Linked DNA regions of Homo sapiens: region 1 is linked to region 2. The links are chromatin loops, found by intact Hi-C in ENCODE. Cell type or tissue: natural killer cell. All regions are shown on one strand. Links, peaks and the distances in the headings refer to the core of each region. The heading gives the core; the rest is flanking DNA. Region 1 overlaps LINC00299 (long intergenic non-protein coding RNA 299). Region 2 has its middle 19 kb from the start of LINC00299.

Region 1 (10,266 bases), core at 874-8,873, 63 kb after region 2:
TAGTTCCAATGTCTACTGACCATCATGTGGAAACTATAAAGGGTGCTCTCTTGTTGTTTCTTTTCTTTCATGGAAATTGTACAAGCTTTCTGGGTGTGTAGGTCTTGGTGATATCATAATCAGCTGAAGGGACTGGTTGCTGTGTGTTTGGGGTTTAGAAGACCTGAATAGGAGGCATCTCTCTGCTGTAACTACTCCTATTTGTAGTGTGTGCTTGGCTGTAAAGTAGGGGTGACCACGCCACCACCCAGCCCCACCTGCAGCTTTTGCATAGATTGAATGAGATTGGGCACTAATATCCCTTAGAAACACTCTCCAAATGGGATACGTCCCCCTTGCCTTGGGGGTGGTGAGGACTAGGGAGGAAAGCCAGCAGCTTAGCTTCATGGCTGAGGACAGTTAGACCGAGGGGTGCTTCCATCCACACTCCGACCGTGACTTCTCACAGCAGCTCCCCCTCTGCACAGTCTCTGCTCCTGATCAGGCAGGGACTGAGCCATGCCATATCACTCATTTTGCAAAACGTGTTCTGAGACTCAAGTCCTGGTTAGGCTATACTTGCTCCTTCGGTTGGGGTCAAATCCTGTGAGTTTTCCATACTCTGGGATGATCTCTCTGCTCTCTCCCTGCTCTTCTTCTCCTCTCCCTCTAAAGTGCATTTGCTGGTGCAACTGTGGCATGGTGTCCTTGTGTCAGGAGTGCCACCTTTGAGCTGCCCCCTTGCTTCAGGGCCCCAGTTCTTCCTGGGCCCGATTCCTGTCATTCTGACAATGTTCCATTCTCATTTGGCAGCTGGGATTCTTATAAAGGGGCTCAATTGCATTAATGCCTATGTTCCGGTTTTGTTTGTTCAAAGGGAAAAAAACTAAAAGGAAACGCATTTTCGAGTTGCACATCATGATCAGGCACAGAGTCCAGATACACTTGGAGTAGCAAGCATCCATCCTTGTGGAGACGCACATGAACCAGGACTCTCTGCACCCACCCCTCTCAAGTTTTATTTTCCGACGGCTGTAATGTTCCAGGACACCTGCCATCATGGAGGGTTATCCAGCACCTGGAGGATACCTGCTACCTGTGAGCTTCCTCTCAATTGTTTTATTATAATTTTTGTTATTACAGGATTAATTTGTTTTAATGGGGACGTTTGTCTTCTCGCTGTTTGTGTACGTCATAAATCTGAAGGGGAAAATACAGAAACAGAAGGGCGTGTGTCTTTACAAGTGTGTTTGGAGGCAAACCAAATGGTACATTTCTTTTCAGATGCTTTCTGCTTTGCTTTCTGATTTTTGGTCCAGGACTTTTGGAATAAAAATACGATGGCTTCTTGTTATAAGGACTGCTAGTGTGGCTCCTCCATGGGCTGGCTGCATGCGTACGAAAGCCAGCTCCTGGGCTTGGTTGTGTTGACTCATGAGCCACCAAGGGATTTATGCCTTGGCCCTAAAGAATAATGTAATGCAGGTTTTATTACAGTGAAAGCTTAACATTGATGTTAATTTAACAGTACAGTCAACTTTCAGTTATCCATGCTGTTGAAAGATGGGGTGGCATGGATCATTCCAATTAATGAATGGCCTGGATTATTCTTTTCCCTTCAATTCATCAGACTTGCTGCTCTAATTTTGCTACAAGGGACTAATGTTGAAATGATCATGAAAGTCGATTTCTGGGAAAGCAGGTAGGAAGGTCATGGTGTGCCGTGGATTGTGTGAACCCCTGTAGCTGTCCCAGGCCAGCTGCTAAGACTCGGTGGAATAAGTGATTCTCCATGGCTCAGTCTAACCCAGGTGTTGTGCAGAGGAAAACAAAAAGTTTTAATGCAGACCTCAACTGCAATGTGTTGTGGTTAAGAGAACAGTGTAAATTCTCTTTGGAGTATATGCTGTTTTCTTTTTAAGCAAAATTCCTCCTTGGGATGAAAGGCATAGTTTGGAAGAAAACCATAAATGGAGATAAAAGTACCCCATTTTGCATGAAGAAATGAGTAATTGAGGGTGGAGATGGGAAGGAGAGGCCTGTGGAGGTGAGCAAACATCTTTTCTTACAGAGCTGATGGGATTCTTGAGAACAGGGGCATCTAAAAGTCAAGGTACATGTCCCTGGCAGTGAAGGCCCCTGATGTAACAAAACCCCTTTACTCCAAATCTTTGGCCAAGTGTGCTGCGAACAAAACCTTAGCATTCGTTGGTGTGATGATGTTTGGGGACAGGTCAGCTGGGAGCTGCCCTGGGTTTGTTGTGAGGCAGAGGAACGACAGTCCCCAGTGGGGTCAGATGAGGTGAGGTGTGGGCAAGAGCCACCCCTGGCAATATCAGTGACTCGAATTAAAAGGCATCTGGGGAGGACTTGGAGCTGTTCCCTGGGCATGCAGGAGGGAGGTCAAAGCCATTTCATGCAAGTCATCAAGGACAGGGTGAAGTCTGTGGATTTATGCCTTACATAGTCTAGACAGCCAACCAACAGGACTGGTAGCCAGTTAGTTATTCGCTGACTTTTAGCCTGACTTAGAGCTATGCGAATGTCTAATGAATCCTAGAACCTTGTATTCAAAGTGTGGTCCTTGGGCCAGGGCAGAGACACCACCTGGGAGCTCATTAGAAGAGTGGAATCTCGGCTAAGCGCAGTGGCTCATGCCTGTAATCCCGGCACTTTGGGAGGCTGAGGCGGGCGGATCACCTGAGGTCGGGAGTTTGAGACCAGCCTGACCAACATGGAGAAACCCCATCTGTACTAAAAAATATGAAATTAGCCAGGTGTGGGGGTGCATGCCTGTGATCCCAGCTACTCGGGAGGCTGAGGCAGGAGAATCGCTTGAACCCGGGAGGTGGAGGTTGTGGTGAGCCAAGATCGCACCATTGCACTCCAGCCTGGGCAACAAGAGTGAAACTCAGTCTCAAAAAAAAAAAAAAAAAAAAAAGAAGTGTGGAATCTCAAACCTTTGGAGGCCCGGCTTCATGTAAACAAGCCAGCAGCCCATCCCTGGAGACTCCAGCCACACATGTGAGCCTGAGAAGGGCTGGCCTGGAACATACCACACACAGTGCTGGGGAGAGGTGGGCGTGGAAGGGGGAAGTGAGGGTCATCCTGGGGCAGTCAAATCAGGATTTTCAAATGTTTTCCTGGTATGCTGAGTGGCTCCCCTCTCCCCATGTGCTGAGACGCTGGCCTCCAGACCAGTGCCCCTCATGAGCATCCAATCCTCTCCTGGATTCCTCAGTTCCTCTAGCTCCTCTCTAGAGGTCCAGCCTGTAGGGGGAGATATTTGTTCTCATTTCTCTTTCTTTTCCTCCCCCTTGAAATCCAAGAGTGTTTGTGTGGTTACCTTTACTGTTTAGCTCACAAGGCATCATCGTAAGAGAAACCCAGAAGGGTCACCAGGGACCTTGGACTCTGATGAGTTCTGACGTTGGAGTGGCGGTGGCGTGGCCTTGCCTTGGGATCAACTTGACCTGTCTTCGTTGGGAAGGGGAATGTGTTTCCATCAGTGTATTGTGTTAGGCAGGGATATTTCTGAATGCATGGGATAATGTTATGGGTGTGTGTTGTGTTGTGTTGTGTTGTGTTGTGTTTCCCGTGTAGCTAAATGATAGGAAGCAGTTGAATGACTTTTGGGGTGCCTGCTCAGTTCATTGTTTCTTATTTTGGGGAGGCTTCATGGCCCACTGGGCAGGCAACTGTGGATATGTCTGTACTATACGACCCTTTTCTCCTGACAAAGGCTGATTCAACCTGGCCTTATGTGGGATAATCTGACACCTAGGGGACCTGAGACTTGGAACAAAGGGCCACTTTGATTGGGAATGACTGCAGCTGAGTCACAGTAATTCTGCGATCTGACTTCTGTCTGTGCATCATGTGGAATAGGACTGTATTTGAGAAAATAGCATCAGACTCTTCATGTCCTTTAACTAGGCTGGGTGCCTGTATTTTTCATCCATGGAATATATGAGGCATGTTTATTACGTGCTGGTTTCTGTGCTAGATCCTAGGGCTATCTAGCCTTGGCTCTCATGAAACTTACTATCCAGGGAAGAAGATAGACTCTAATCAAATAACCACTGAAATAAATGTAAAACCATAGCTGCGATAGCTGATGTGAGAGAAAGGGTGTGCAGTGCTGGGAAGCAGTGTAAGAAGGAGAGTTAACTTAGGGAGGGAGACCAGGAAGGATCCCTGGGAAAGGGACAGTTGGAGGGAAGTCCAGAGGCAGACTAGGGACCCCTGAGACATGCAGGCCGGGGTGAAAGTGCTCTAGGAGGGACGAGTGTATGCAAAGCCATGTGTTAGAAGAGATGAGAGCGGACCAGCCTGGCTGAAGCCAGGGCACCGAAGGGGAGGGACTCTGGGTGAAGTAGGTGGGGACCATTTTAAGGACCTTAGCTGCTGTGGTTGATTCCTACTAGTAATGAGAAGCCTTGAAAGTAATTTAAGCCGAAGGTAGTGGCTGGTGGTGACTGATGGGATGTGTCCCAGAGCTAGGGAGGATTGGTAAGAAATAAGTAACTAAATATATAAAATGATTTTTGCAACTTGGAGAGAAAGATGAATGCAGGGCCAAATCACCCACCTTTAAAAAGGATCAAGGCAAATTGTGGGAATAAATCTGAATTGCGCCCCTACGTATTGATGGCTATGAACACACTTTAGAAAGGGGATAGAAGGGGCTGGGCACGGTGGCTCACACCTGTAATCTCAGCACTTTGGGAGGCCAAGGCGGGTGGATTGCCTGAGGTCAGGAGTTCGAGATCAGTCTGGCCAACATGGTGAAACTTCTTCTCTACTTAAAATACAAAAAAATTAGCCAGGCATGGTGGCATGCACCTGTAATCCCAGCTACTCGGGAGGCTGAGGCAGGGGAATTGCTTGAATCAGGGAGGTGGAGGTTGCAGTGAGCTGAGATTGCGCCACTGCACTCCAGCCTGGATAACAGAGCGAGAGTCAAAAAAAAAAAAAAAAAAAGGGACAGAAGGTTGAAATGCCACATGCTGTAACTATAGGCTGCGGAAAAGACACACAAATGGAGAGTGCAGTGAGAGACAGCTTTCTCAGTGTTAGCAAAATCACAACTATATGGGCTGCATTCTTCTTTTTTAAGTAAAACGGAAAGAAATTTTGTTTCGCCAGGATATCTGCAACTTTATTTCTCGAAGCAAAAGTCAAGGTCTGATAATCGCCTCAAGATGATGGTTTGTGGCTTAGTAGAGCCTCGCGGCACCCTTGGCTCTGGTGTTTCCTTTGCGCTCCCTCTTGCAGTCACCTCAATTTACTGATTTCATTAGGAGATAAGGGGGACAAAGATGGGTTATAATACTTGAGAAAAATGCAAAACCATTAGCAGGTCATTGTTGAAGTCAGAACATGCCCTGTTAAGCTTCTTAGGCAACCCGTGGCAGCCAATGATACGGGGATTAACCTGTCCGGTGTGTGTGCGTGCATGTGAGTGTGCAGGCCTGCATGCGTGCACAGGCCACGCGCCCATCTGCCATGAGGAACTTACATACGATAAGCTCTGTCAGTGAAGTGATGAATACACGGGTTATTGACCAAAACAGTTACTTTTTACTTGCCTTTCTGTTTTCTCTCATTCTAAGTTTGAGGCTCCAGTTAAACATGCATCTGTTTGGCCTTAGGGCTGTATTTGGGTGGGCAGGCAGGAGGCTCTCTGAGCTTGGTTCTGCTAACCAGCTGGGTCAAAAGGTATAATTGGATATGACGGTTAATTTTGAGAATCAACGTGATTGGGCTAAGGGATGCCCGGGCAGCTGGTAAGCATGACTTCTGGGTGTGTCTGGGAGGAGCTGAGACTGAGTAAAGAAGACCTGCCCTCCCCAGTGTGGGCAGGCATCAGTCAGCCTGCTGACAGCCTGAACCCAACTTAAAGGGGGAAGAAGCGGGGGTTCTCTTTTCTCGGATAGAGCGGGGACGTCCGTCTTTTCCTGCTGTCCTACACTGGTGCTCCTGGTTCTTGGGCCTTTGGACTGAGACTGAACCACACCCCCAGCTTTCCTGGTCTCCAGATTGCAGACGGCAGATCGTGGGACTTCTCAGCCTCCACCGTGTGAGGCACTTCCCAGAATAAACCTCCTCTTCTCTATTTATAATCTATCCTATTCATTCTGTTCCTCTGGAGCACCCTGGCTGAAACACTGGATGACCACCGCAGCTCCTGTGTGGCCCGCCCAGTGGCCAGAAGGTGACACAGTTTCACCGTGGGGTGTGATGTGGCATCTGAGAGGCTGCCTCGGTGGCTGCTCCTCAAAGCTGAAGAAGCGAGCAGAGGGTCGGTCTCTCCTCATCTTTGCCCCGCGGAACGAGATAAGGGATGGGCCGGCTAGCTGGCGGAGGGCGTGTCCTCACTTGAAGTCTTGAGACTTCAGAAACAAAACTGAAGATACGTTTTAACACTGAAGGTTGTTGGTGCTTGTGGGAGTTTAAAGAGCAGGAAGGGAATTTTCCTCCGTCTCTGTTGTCCTTGTTTATTTTTGGTGCAGGCAGTGTAACAATTTGCCAATACCTGATATGGACGTTTCAGAAGATTGTGGGTTGAGGGGTTTTCAATACTTGTTTGAAATTGTTGAAATTGTCTGAATTGTTACGATAATTGTATGGAAGCATTATGCTCAGAGGAAGGTGGGGAGCTGCTGTGTTTTCGAGGGCAGGGCAGGGCAGGAAGAAACAGGCTGCAAGTACAGCAAGCAAAGGGTGAGGCGGGTGGACAGTTGCGGAGTCTCGGGTGGGGGCTGAAAGCCAGGCCCCCTCCTCACCTTTCTGAGTGGGGCTGGCTGAACCACAGGGCCACAACCATGGGCTTCCTGAAGGCCTGCCTTTCTTGAGGGTGTGATTTTATGAATTGAAAATTATTTCAATTATTCAGCTAGCCATTCATTTACTGCTTTTAAATTTGTGAACTTTGGAGCTGAGATAATAAAACCTAAGACTGAACCTTCACCTTTAGCAGCACTGTATCTTCTAAAAATCAACATTGATACTAAAATATGTGGCTTCTAGTTCTGCCCAGGTCCACGTGGCTTTGAATAATTACCACTCTCGGTGCTTGTCCATCTGTAAACGGGGAATAATAGCACCAAACCTGTTTCTCTTACATGTTGGTTGTGAGAACCAAAAGATAATATACATATACAAAATGCGCTGAAAAATCTCCAGTGCAATGCCAGCCTGAACTGAGAGATTTATTATTAGGCACATAAAAGAGTAGGCATACAGAGGTCTAGAAAGCTCACCTGGGCTGGGTGCGGTGGCTCATGCCTGTAATCCCAGCACTTTGGAGGCTGAGGTGGGTGGATCACTTGAGGTCAGGAGTTCAAGACCAACTTGACTAACACGATGAAACCCTACCTCTACTAAAAATACAAAAATTACACGAGTGTCGTCGTGGGCACCTGTAATCCCAGCTGCTTGGAGGCTGAAGCATGAGAATCACCTGAACCCGAGAGGCAGAGGTTGCAGTGAGCTGAGATCATGCCACTGCACTCCAGCCTGGACAACAGAGTGAGACCCTGTCTCAAAAAAAAAAAAAAAAAAAAAAAAAGAAAGCTCACCTGTCTTTATTTTATTTTTTGCATTATGGACATTCTGTTTGTGAGTCTTTAGTAAATATACAACTATGCAGGTAAAGTCAAGGCAAGAGTCAAATTTTACATAACAACTTGAAAACACTTTCTGGGGATTTGTCTCCTAATAATATACGACTATTTCAGTCTTCTGTTTGTGTTGATTTACCGGAGTAGAGTTGCCAGATAAAATACAGGATGCTTAGTTACATTTGAATTTCAGATTAACAACAAATATTTTTTAGCATGAGTATGTCCAATATTTGAGACATACCAAACAAAGTACTTGTTATTGATCTGAAATTCAAATGTAACTGGGTGTCTTGCATTTTTATTTGCTAAATCTGGCCACCGTATACTGGAGGTCCTTACAGCAGACACCTGAGAGAGAAATCCCATTTTCACATAAACTGCTTTTTTTTATCTTTTTTTTTTTTTTTGAGACAGAGTTTTGTTCTTGTCACCCAGGCTGGAGTGCAATGGTGCGATCTCAGCTCACTGCAACCTCCGCCTCCCAGGTTCAAGCAATTCTCCCAAGTAGCTGGGATTACAGGCGCCTGCCACTACATCTGGCTAGTTTTTGTATTTTTTAGTAGAGACGGGGTTTCACCATGTTGGCCAGGCTGGTCCTGAACTCCTGAGCTCAGGTGATCCACCTGCCTCGGCCTCCCAAAGTGCTGGGATTACAGGTGTGAGCCACAGTGCCTAGCCTTTTTTATCTTTTTTAACAGAAATGGGAATCAATGAATTTATGTTGGCATGTTTGGTAATTTTTTTGCACCTCTCTTCTTTATTTGCAAAATGGAGAGACTATAGTTGTCCTCAGTCTTGGCTGCACATTGAAATCCCAAGGGGACCATTTACAGCTTCTAATGCCTAAGCACCAGAGTCCAAATACATGAGGATCTCGGGTGGAACCTGGGGGCGTTATATTTTACAGCGCCTCCAGGTGATTCTCAGGCATGCAAGGCTGAGCCGGTGGTCTCTTCGGCGACGCTGTGGGGTTAGGTGATGTAGCATCTGTAAAGCACTTCACAGACTATCAGACATGCAATTAGAATGCAGCAAATGGCCCACGCCTTGCTTTGGGAAGAGGGTCCGCAGAGTAGGAGAGGAAGAGTAGGAAGAAAAGCGCCCCAGGTGGGTGGCAGGCTGAGCAATGCCCCACGCAGGAGTTCCAGGTGGATCTTATGGATCTGTGTGACTGCAGCACAATTTGGCAGGTGGGGGTGGGGGAAGAAATGTGGGAAAGGTGGGCAGAACCAGTCATGGAGGCTTTGAACTTGGGCTTCATCTTGTAGGGTGATCAGGAGCCATGGGACAGGATGCACATACTTGAAGGAAAGCATTTTCTAGGGGAAGCCAGGGTGGGGAAACCTCCTTACATCCGTGCAGGAGTCCCATGTCTCATGGGCTGATGTGGGTCACGTGGGGTTTGTGGAACATAAAATCCCCAGGGTCGGAATCTTGTCTTGCTCTATGTTGTATCCTTAGCACTAGAACCACGCCTGGTACATAGTAGGCACTTGGTAGAGGGTATCGATTGGGAGAATACACGAAGGACAAAAAATCCAAACGAAGGAGAAGCTTGGCAGAGGCAGCAGGGGACTGCAGGACCAGCCCTGTCAAAGCAGAATCCCACTGAACTGCTGGTGCCCCTGGACAAGCCATATCCCTTCTTGGCCTCTGTTTCTGTCGCTTAAATGGAGGGCAGGGTCCTTCTAGCTCTAATGTCCACCAATAATTAAATGCTTCTGATCCTGAACGAGTTCATGACCTTCTTACTGATGCGCCAAGTCCTAGGTGGAAACTCCATCAGAAGCCTTTGTGTTTCCCTGAGTTCTGGAAGCCTGGCCCCAGGAGGCAGAGTTGGGGCAACTCATCCTGGCTGCTGGGAAACCCAGGCTTGGATGGAAGGCAGCTTGCTGCTGAGGCTGGTGACCTTATTAGCAGTGGTTGGACCAGATCCTCTAAAGTCATTTTCACGGTTGTAGGTCCAAGTGCTGTGATGGTGGGAGGGAGGTCTTCCCAGGCAAGGAAGGGGCACTGGCCGGGGTGGGGAAGTCGGGCTCCTAGTCCCAGCTGCTGTGCCTCCCCTCTGGGCAAGCCATCTTACCTGTTTGCATGTTAGTTTCTTTAGTTGTAAAACAAGGAATTTATATTAAGTTAACTCTAACAGACCATTTTCGGTTTTCAACTCCTATGATTTTGTAGCATGCTCTCGGGTTTCTTTTATCTTTATCTCCGTGTATCTTTGTTTCTAAAAGATCCAGGCCTCGATGACACCTTTTCCTCCCTAGTACTTTCAGCCCACGAGAGAATCTAAAAGCTGACTCTGCACCTCCGGGTGCTGCCGAGCCTTTTGCACAGAAAGAAGAGAAAGCTGGATAGTTTTTTTTTTTCTTTTGCTTCTTCGTTAACAGATATTTTTAGCTTTTCTAAAAGCTTCTCATTCTGAGCCTTAAAAAGAAATAAGAACCTGTTCCAAAAATGCAAATTCTCTGGCAAGAAGCAAGAGGGGTGTTTTCAATCTTCCCTGAACGATTGTTTTCTCTCCCACAGACCCTCGTGGTGCAGCAGAGGGCAGCTGGGGTGCGGGAGGAGGTGGGAGGGTGAGGCTGTGGCCAGCAGGAGCCAGGCCTCAGGGTGCCAGCCTGGACCAGGAGCATGTGCTGGGGGCTTGCTTTCCGCA
Region 2 (10,266 bases), core at 1,173-9,172:
CTGGGGGGGAAGGGAGCTACGAGTGACTTGAGACCCCTTCTGAATGACCTAAACAAGTGACATTCCAAGTGATAAATGCCCTTGAGGTATTAAAGATGGTGGTGACAGGATCCTGGACCTCTCACATAAATATTCATGAGCGTGCAAGCTGCTACATGGAGTCAGTTTGGCAATACGTAACAACTAAAAATGGGCTTAGATCTGATGATTTCACTTTCGCAAACTTAGACTGAGAAAATAACATACAGGGTGTTTCCTGCAGCACCATTTATGAATTCAAAAAGGTGGAAAGAAATGTTTAGCATTGGGGGATTTGTAAAGCACATTATGCTACATGTATAAAATAAATACTATATCAGTTATGCAAAATAATGAATATTGATCTATATTTATGGAAATGGGAAAATATGCATTATATATTGCTAAGTTTAAAAAGCTGGTCATGAAACAGCCAGTTCATATAAATACATTTTTTGGATAAAATTTGCATATTGATATATGTAAAACCCACAAATGTATATGTGTGTATATGTGTGTGTGTGTGTGTGTGTGTGTGTGTGTGTGTGTATATAGGAAAAATCTGAAAGTTTATATATCAGGGTGTTAATGATGGATATCACTTAGGAGAATCAATATGGGTTAGCTTTCTTTTTTGTGTTTTTGTTTATTATCTGATTATTTTCTAAACAACATTACTGTTATTTTAGTATATATAAAAAAATAACCTAAAGCTGTTGGTTTTGTCTCTCAGGCCTGGGCTTATTTCCAAGACCCTGAAATCTCTTACTTCTCAGAACCAGGAACCACCTTTTTCTTCCTGCTGGCCCAACTGTCTGTTCCCTGTCCCCAGGGCCTGCCTGACTGTGGGCAGAGGCCCATGAGCTAGGTTTTCTGGGTCTCCACGTTCTGGAGCTGAGTTTACAGTAGGGCTGCTCAGTTTGCCTTTCTGGAATTCTGCCTTGTTGCTAAGTCCCAATCCTAGTCCTTGATTTTTTTTTTTTTATTGCCGATTTCTGTCCTTAAGTCCTTGCCTTTGTAATCTACCAGCATCCCAGGTCTCCCAGCACCATCTCCTCTGTTGATCTTCCCTGGTGTTGATGTGTGCCTCCCACTCCAGGTGTGGTCACAGAAATCCTGCAACCTGCTGACAGATGCTCTGCAGAGCTCCCTTCCTGGGGTCTGTCACACATAGAGATGGTGCCCTCACTGACCATCTACCATGTGCTGTGACCAGCAGACTGGACTGTCTCTCTGTCCCTACAATGAGTTCCTGACCACATCACCACTGTGCCTACCCATGCTTATGCAACTCCTTACAGCTTAGGCCTTCCCCAGCCTGTCCAGGAATGGTGTCCATTCTCAGGTATGAATCTTGGAGATTCCATCTCCTTCTAGGCTCCGGACAATTCAACCCAGGACTGTTGCTAGGTAGGTGTTTGCATAACCATCGATATATTTGGATGAATCCAGCTGGTTAGGGGAATTCTGTGAGAATCAATGATATGCTGGGTGCAGGGAATCTTATTTGAGAATTATTAGGATAGATTTTTTTTTCACATGTAGTTATTATTTTTTAAAATTCAGTAGTTTTTTGGGTTCAGGTGGTTTTTGGTTACAGGGATAAGTTTTATAGTGGTAATTTCTGAGCAGTGTACACTATACCCGATAAGTAGTTTTTTATCCCTCATCCCTCTCCCACCCTTCCCCTGAGTCCCCAAAATCCATTATATCATTCTTATGCCTTTGCATCCTCATAGCTTAGCTCCCACTTATAAGTGAGAACATACGATATTTGGTTTTCCATTCCTGAGTTGCTTCACTTAGAATAATGGCTTCCAGCTCCATCCAAGTTGCTGCCAAGGCCATTATTTTGTTCCATATTATGGCTGAGTAGTATAGAATGACGGATCTTTTTGAGAATTTGGTGAAAGGTTTCGTGCCCTGGCATTTTAGGGTGTGATGAAGACTTCTGGCTCTCCCATCATTTCCCCTATCCCCATTCCCTGTGGGGGCTGCTTTCTGATAGGGAAAGGAAGATGCTTTGCCAATGGGCTATTACTGCCTGGGAGGGTTTGTCTGTGAACAGCAGGACTTTGAGGTCGTGTTCCAGCCCCAATTTAGGCTGTTGATGGCAGGAAGGCATTTCTAGCCTAGTGTCCATTTTCACCACCTCTTCCTTATTCCCACTGTGGATAATCATCTACTCCGCTTTTCCCTGGGTTGCCTCAAAACTCAGACTTCTTCGTAAGTGCTGGCTTCAGTCTGTGAGCTCCACTTTCTTTTGGTGCTTTCTCCCCTATCCCATCTTCATCTCTGGTGTCTTCACTGTGTTGATCCTTGTTATGGTTTGAGTGTGCCTCCTCCAAAATTCAGGTGCTGCTAATGTGATGGTATTAGGAGGTGGGACCTTTGAGAGGTGACTAGGCCATGAGGTTGCTCTCTTGTAGATGGTGGGATCAGGTCCCTTTACAAGGGGGCTTGATGCGGGGAGTTTGTTTTCTCTCACCCTCTGCCTTCTGCCATGTGAGGACACAGGAAGAAGGCCCTTACCATATGCTGGCACCTTGATCTTCGACTTCCCAGGCCCCAGAAGTAAGGAATGCATTTCTGTTTTTCATTAATTGCTCAGTCTCTGGGATTCTGTTTCAGCAGCCCAAACAAACAGAGTCCTTCAGCCCCCATTTCCACGAACGGCAAAGATTTATGGGGGTGGGGCCATAATTCAATCCATCCTCTGGCCCCTAAAAATTCATGTCTTTCTCACATGCAGAATGCATTTCTACCCATTTTTTTTTTAGATGGAGTCTCACTCCCAGGCTGGAGTGCAATGGCACAATCTTGGCTCACTGCAACCTCTGCCTCCCAGGTTCAAGTGATTCATTCTCCTTCTTCAGCCTCCTAAGTAACTGGGATTACAAGCATGTGCCACCACACCTGGCTAATTTTTGTATATTTAGTAGAGACAGGGTTTCACCACGTTGGTCAGGCTGGTCTTAAATGCCTGACCTCAGGTGATCCACCCGCCTCGACCTCCCAGAGTGCTGGGATTGCAGGTGTGAGCCACTGCGCCTGGCCCATTTCTACCCATTCTGTTTGCTCAAACAATCAAAAGGCCCCAGCTAACCACAGGAGGCTCTGACAGGTACCTTGTCTGCAAGGGAGGCTTTTAAAGACAGGTTTACAAAATGCAGAATCCTTTTGCACCATGAACTCAGTTGGTACAATTTCAGGCAGAAAAATCAGGCCTGACACAGACAGATAAAATAATAATGCTGTTTTGAAATATGAAAACAAGGCCCAAAGGGCTTTCGTGAGAGGGTGAAAGTAACAGAATTTGTGGAAGAGGGAGTGGGGCTAGGTCACGAGCCCTTTTTGGTATCTGCTCCTCCCATTCTGCAACACTCATTTGTCTATGTCTTGTCTAGCAGGAATTGATTTATTGATGTGTGGCCTCAGAATCAATGCATTTTTTTCCAGTAAGATGTGTAATATGCATGGTATAGTGCAGAACAGATGAAAACAAGTAACTAAAAAAATCAGAACCTACCTAGAAATAACCATTTCTGGTTTTCATAACTGTCAGTATCTTCTTTTTCCAGGCTGTTTGGGATTTGATTTCAAGGATTCCATTGTTTTGAAATGAGCTTGAAAAGCACACGAATTCTGCTTGTAGAGGGGATGGAGAGGTCCCGCTTTCTGTCCAGGAGAACCTGGGAGGATGTTTTTGCTCTCTTCTCCCAGCTCACTTTGTCACTCCATTTGTGTCACAGCTGGGCCAAGCAGGGCTGTAACTCCCTGTGCACGGTGGCTGCTTTTTCCTTTGGCTTGGTTGAATATCCTGATAAATAACATGCAGTCTTCAGCTGTTCAAATGACGTTCCTTTTCCTAAGCAACACTTCTGTGTCCATTTCCACTATTGTAGGCTTTGCCTCAATAGGTAAATAATGTACATGAGTACAGTGGGACTAGGTGTTAGGTGAAGTTGAACAAGAGGCAGTGGAAAGAGAGCGTGAGGTGTGAGATGCCTTGGAGTAACTAGGTTCTCTTCTTGCTGGGACCCAGATACTCTTTTGGCAGGTCCAGCATGCAATTTACTTAAAATTATTTTCTCTCTCTCTTCCCATCCCTTTCCCTTCTAAAATTCATTTTGTAGATCAACACTGTGTCTCCTGTGTCGAGTAATTGATACAAATGCCTTTTCTCATTTAGAGACCACTTGCAAAAGAGAAAGTTATTTTTCCAATGGAAATTAGGCTTTAAAATTTTTGCCAGGGTGTGAGCTATAGAAATGGTGCTATTAGAGTATATCCATTGTAAATTATGCAATTGTACCATTTAAAGCTTATTAAAGTCACGCTTTACTACACAAAGCAATTTTTGGTTATCACAAATGTGACTTATTTGTTTTGCATCACTATGAGGTCTATGCTGTTGGGTGATGTTCCCTAAAGAAGTCTTGCAGTTAGACTCACAGAGTGAAAGCGAACTGTGCATGGACACCTGAGAGATTCTTCTTGCAAATACAGAGTTATTTATCATCTACTAGTCAGCAGAGAGGGAAAACATAACAGATCACCCATAGAAATTTGGAGTAGAAAGCAGGTGCACCGAGTCCTCATCTCTGTTTTTTTCACTGTCTCAATGATTCACCCTGTCACTGGTCACTGTAGTCTATCCAGCTTCGTGCCTCAATTTCCTAATCTGCACGCGTCATATGATTGTTGGAGGGTTAAGTGAAGTAACACATGTAATGTTCTTAAAACAGAGCGTGGCATGCAGTAAGCACATCATGATTGTTAGGTATTATGGTTGTTATAATGCCATGAACAGTCCAGACTGAAATTGGATCCTAGTCCTCAAAGAGAATGCTCAGCTGAACAGATATCATGAAAAAGCAGGCCTTCCACAGCCACCACATGCCCCTGGGAGATAGGGTGCAGTGCGTAGGAATGTGGATAGCCAATTAGGAAGGACTTACAAAGTGGATATCATGCTTCTTGGAGCCTGAAGGCCATAAAATTTGCTTGAAGAAAAACCCATTAGGAGTGGCCAGGATAGTTGGAATCAGATGCCTTCCAACAATATATGGTGAGATGAGGTCCTGGCAGAAATTGCATGTATTTTGATCATTTTACAACTAAACCTCCCAGATTGTATGACTTGAACCTCATATGTCAATCTTATTACTAGACACACTGTCAGCTTAGTGTCACAATGCTCATGATGATGTGTTTTGACAGCAACATCTGTCACCCCTCCCATGGCCTCTGTTTATTTGGCTGGTGTAGCTGACGTTGTGGGGATCCCCTTTCCTTCAACTCTTTCTTGTCCATTTCTCCCAAACTCCATGGACTCTCTGAGGAATTGCTGCTTCAGATGGAGGAGGAAGGACCTCTGGCGCCAGCTGGTTTTGCAGCTATGACCTCTAATCACATGCTTAAAATCCATGTGTCAAAGAACATGGGGTTGCTTTACAAACATCAAAAAATATTTGAGTATCCGTCACACACAAGGCCCTTGGGAAGAGTAAATGTGCAGGATTTGTAACGAGACTCAGTTACAGTTGCAGTAAAGGTGAGAGTTGCAATAAAACCCAAAGCCAAAGCTCGTTTCTCTGAGAAGGTGCAGCAACCTCTCCTAACCACACTTTTACCAGCATTGTTAACAAGTCCATCTACGGGTATGTTCTGGTTTCATTTGTAGTAAGATGATGCATGAAGCTTTTCTCGTGCAACTAAGACCCATAATTGAAAACAAAATGTGTTAAGTGTTCTCATATTCTAAAGAGAGTGTTAGAAATTAATATTGGACACCTTCCATAGGCCCTATAAACAGCAGCCACCATCCTGCCACTGCCATCCCCAGGAAGTCGGGTGGCTGGCGTTCTTGGGTACATGGAGTCTGGCGGTGGGGGAGTCCCACAGTAGAGGTGGTGTCTTTCCTTGAAGTCAAGGGCAGGTCTCCAGGGGAATTATTAGGGCCCATGGAAGTGTCTGCAGCATGAGGAGCCTGGCAGCTTTCTCCCTCTGGACACTTGCTGAGCTCCAGAAGTCCCGGGGCCCGTCTTGGTGCTGCTGTCAAAGTGGAATCTGGGGGAGTCTTTAGGAGAGCTTCACACAGGTTCCCTGCAGTTGGAGGATGTGCTCGGCCATAGAGGCTGTTGTCTATTTTGGGTCCAGAGATTTCTGAAGGCAGGAGGCAAGCTGAGACCACAGTATTATATGCCTGGGAGAAAGATGCAGGTCACCCTCACCCCATTCCAGGTTTCTGAGTCCATTAGAAGGTGTAGAAGAGGTCTCAGGTTCTTGTGGCTCCATGTGGGAGAGGATGGAGGTTACTGGAGGCATGGGATCCTTGAGACTGTGGTTACAGGGTGCCCAGAGGAGGCATGGCTTTCCTTGCTTAGGAGGCCAAGGTGTAGCTGAACACCATATGCAGGAGACCACACAAACCAGCCACTGGGAGGGCACCTCTTTAGCCGAGGCACAGGCACCAGATGATTCCCTTGGAGATGATTCCCCTGATGGCCCCTCTCCCAGGGCCAGACCCATCTCCTCATCACCCTTCAGACCCAGGTAGCAGCTTCCTGCTGCTAGTTTCTGGGTCTTTAAGTCACCCTGTTGGTTCCCTTAACCTGTTCGCCCCTCTGGAAACAGTCTCTTCAATAAGCTCTTCCATAGCCCTTGGATGCGCCATCTTGGTCTGCCAGGACCCTGACAGATGTACTAGCCTCCTCACTCAGCCTTCCTCCCCCTGACCCAGCCTTCCAGACCTGGCCACGGGCCAGCGGCATTAGCACTACCTGAGTTTGTTGGCAATGCAAAGCCTCTGGCCTACCCTGCTCCGAGGGAGTCAGAATCTGTATTTTCAGAAGACCCCTGTGACCTGTGTGAAAATTTGAAAAGTGCCTGTGGGAAATGGGGAGGAGGGGTATGAAGGTGAAATCACCCCCCACCCTACATTCCATGGCCTGTTTCGATACTAGCCAGGCAGGCTCCCCAGACACCTGCTACCCACGTTCTTCTTTCCTGTCTCCCATGGGCAGAGGCGCTGCACATCTGATGTGGACTTACGCTGCCTGGGTTTGAATCTTACCTGTCTTGCTTGCTAGCTGTGCAGTTCTGGGAGAGTTCTTTAACCCTGTCTGTTTCCTTGTTTGTCCAGTGGGGATAATAATTGTGCTGGCCTAACAGGGTGGAGACGATTAAACAGCATGACACATAAGGGGCAAGGGAACTAGCCATGTGGCTGTGTGAGGGAAGAACAATCCCAGCAAGGAAGGCCAGTGAAGGAGCCCTGTGAGTGGAGGGCAGTGCCTGCCACAGTGTCACTCAATGGCTGCTGAGGAATATTGGTAGCAGTGGTGTCATTTTGGGTAGGAGGTAACATACAGGCTGGAAACTCCAATTTTCTATTTCTACTCTTAAATAGAAGACAATCACCTCAAATGATAATCACGGCAGCATTTGTATTTACTTTAGATTCAGCAAGGCCCTTTCAAAGACACAATACAGATACTTAGAGGATAAGAAGTAAAGCCATGGAGAGATCACTCCACCCTGCACTCAGTCAGATGGAGCACTTCCAGAGTCAAGTTTACTGTAAATGAATCCCTGCTTCCAAATGTAATTCTGCAGATGCACTTTGATTTCACAGCCATTGATCAATAATTCATTTGGCTTGTGACTGCCGATGACATGATTTAATATGTCCAGCTAAATTATGTTCCCACAGGAACACTCATGCATACCAAAGGAAAAAATTACAATTATCGTAGTGCTGGCGTCTAATTGAAGCAGGCCCGCATGCAGGACTAGACTTGTTATTTGAAGAAATAAAAAAAAAAAAAGTCATGTGATCAAATCAATAGGGGACCTAACTGCAGAGAACTCTTTATGAATCCAGGACTATGGAGGGGCGTTCTATTAATGTCACTCCCTAATCAGGAGCAGCTCGATTGGGCACTGATATGGTTAGGCTTTGTGTCCCCACCCAGATCTCATCTTGAATTTTAATGCCCATAATCCCCAAGTGTCAAGGGAGAGACCAGGTGGAGGTAATTGAATCATGGGGGTGCAATTTCTCCCATGCTGTTCTCGTGATAGTGAGTTCTCACGAGATCTGATGGTTTTATAAGGGGCCGTTCCCTGCTTCATCAGGCACTTCTCCTTCCTGCTGCCTTGTGAAGGTGCCTTGCTTTCCTTTCCGCCGTGACTGTAATTTTCCTGAGGCCTCCCCAGCCATGCAGAACATTGAGTCAATTAAACCTGTTTCCTTTATAAATTACCCAGTCTCAGGCAGTTCTTTATAGCAGTATGAAAATGAACTAATACAGGTACTGTTTATAAATACCTACTACCGAGATTAGGACTGGAAAGGCAAAGGTGACAGGCACCCAGGAGAATTACAATTGTCTGTAGTAATCCCAAATACTCACTCCAACTTCCCAAGAAGAACCGTCCTCGTTTTTGCCCTTGGTTATGATCTCTGTTTAGTTCCCTGCAATGTTCTCTTGGCCTCTCCTTGTCTAGAGGTTGTGAGAGATGTGGAGTGAAAGGGCAGAAGTAACCAGGCACAGGTTTGAGGACACCTTAATGGTGGGAATGTTACTTGATTCCAAGGCTTGGTTTCTATTAAAAAAGGGAATCTAGTATCCAGGGGATTTTGTATGAGGCTAGGTTAAACACTGGAAAGAGCCAGAATAACACAGCTCCTCTGTTTTCACTGTGGTTAAACACTTTGTGTCATGTCTGACAACTTTTTCCTTACATTGGGATTTCTCTTTCTCTGCTGCCACTGTCCTTGAAAGTAACAGCAACCCCAGTATAAAGTAGTAGTTAAAAGCATTGGACTTGGCATCAGACTGCCTGGTTCAAATTGTCATTCCATTGCTCACTGGCTGTATGATCTTGGGAAGTTACTTAACTTCTCTGTTTCAGTTTTCATATCTGTAAAACAGGCGTAATTATATCGTCTTGCCCCTATGGTTGTTATGAAGAGTAAATGAGTTTTAATGGAATTCTGTTCTTAGTGCAGTGCTTGGTATATATTATACTTATGATATAATAAATGTTAACAATATAACAATATACATTTATTATTGTTATTCTTTTTACCAGTGGTTTCCTAACTGGTCCCTCTACCTCCAGTCTTTCTATCCCAGTCCACCACTGTTCACATCACTGCCAAAGTGAAATTCGTTCAGCCACATGGTAATTGGACTCTACCAACCTCCAAACCCCATGTCCTGTGCATTCAGCTGTCAGAGGGAAGCAGAGGGCGGCAGGGTGAATTGCAGGGGCCTGGGTCAGCAGGGGTAGAGATCAGTCTTCTATTTGGTCTATGGACCAAAGAGTCACATGGTCCTAGTTAACTTCAAGGGAGACTCGAAGTGTAACCTCTCTATGGCACTAGGAAGAAAACAGATGAGGTTTGTGACAGGTTCTGATCTCTGTCCCAGGTCTTGAGGCAGGAAGAACTTGGACTGTTTGATGAACAAAAGGAAGGCCACTTTGCTTAGAGTTTAGCAAGCAAGCGGGTGAATGAAAACAAATGAGGACAAAGGTTAGGCTGGAACAGCTCCTGCAGGCCACATTAAGGAATTTTGACTTTATTCCAATATAAATTGGAAGTCTTTATAAAAAGTTTTATGCCGGGGATGATATGAACATATGTATGTCTTAAAGAGACCTGCTGGTGTGAAGAACTAATCAGGGAGTGGATTAGTTTCCCATTGCTGCTGTAATAAATTACCACCAGTTTGGTGGCTTAAAACAGCACATATTTCTTCTGTGACTGTCTGGAGGTCAGAAGTAGAAATCGAAGTGTTGGCAGAGCTGTGTTTCTCTTAGAGGCTTCAGGAGAGAGTCTGTCTCCTCGATTTTTCTGTTTCCTCGAGGCCTCCTGTGTTCCTTGGCTCATGGTCCCTTCCTCGGTCTTCAGAGGACAGCACTCCAGCCTCTCATTCTGTTGTCCCGTCATCCTCACTCCCTCTGACTGTAACCGACTGCCTCCCTCTTATATGAATCTGTGATTACATGAGGCACACCCAGATTATTCAGAAAAATCCCCCTACCTCAGCAGCCTTTATTTAATCACAGCTGTGAAGTCCCTTTTGCCAGGTAAGGTAACAAATTCAAAGAGGTTCCCGGGATCTGAAGGTGATACCATTCAGCTGGCCCAGGGACAATGATGGTGGCAAGATGACTGGTTAAAATATCGTCATCACTGTCCTAAACCATGAGGGGGTAAAGAGAAGGGCATGG

What was found. Hi-C counts contacts between places; a loop is a spot of excess contacts. Peaks named below come from ENCODE experiments on the same cell type or tissue, not always from the same donor. Only the 100,000 strongest peaks of a DNase experiment are listed, where the experiment ranks them.
Region 1: a loop joins it to region 2, with 3 times the contacts of the local background. A loop is called at or near these places in 3 of 110 quality-filtered maps.

The regions. Positions count from the first base shown.
Region 1 is chr2:8,278,149-8,288,414 of GRCh38, reverse strand. It overlaps LINC00299 (long intergenic non-protein coding RNA 299), which reads left to right. Exons shown (of 9, transcript NR_034135.1): 7 at 857-1,077. Among named protein-coding and RNA genes, the nearest start is that of LINC00299, 45 kb to the left of the region's middle. RefSeq lists enhancers at 6,483-6,983, 10,183-10,266. In natural killer cell, for the core only: no CTCF peak of the experiment used is centred there; DNase peaks (open chromatin) are centred at 5,334, 5,454, 5,794 and 6,324; H3K4me3 peaks cover 3,369 bases; H3K27ac peaks cover 4,817 bases.
Region 2 is chr2:8,341,873-8,352,138 of GRCh38, reverse strand. No RefSeq gene overlaps it. Among named protein-coding and RNA genes, the nearest start is that of LINC00299, 19 kb to the right of the region's middle. In natural killer cell, for the core only: no CTCF peak of the experiment used is centred there; a DNase peak (open chromatin) is centred at 5,668; H3K27ac peaks cover 2,142 bases.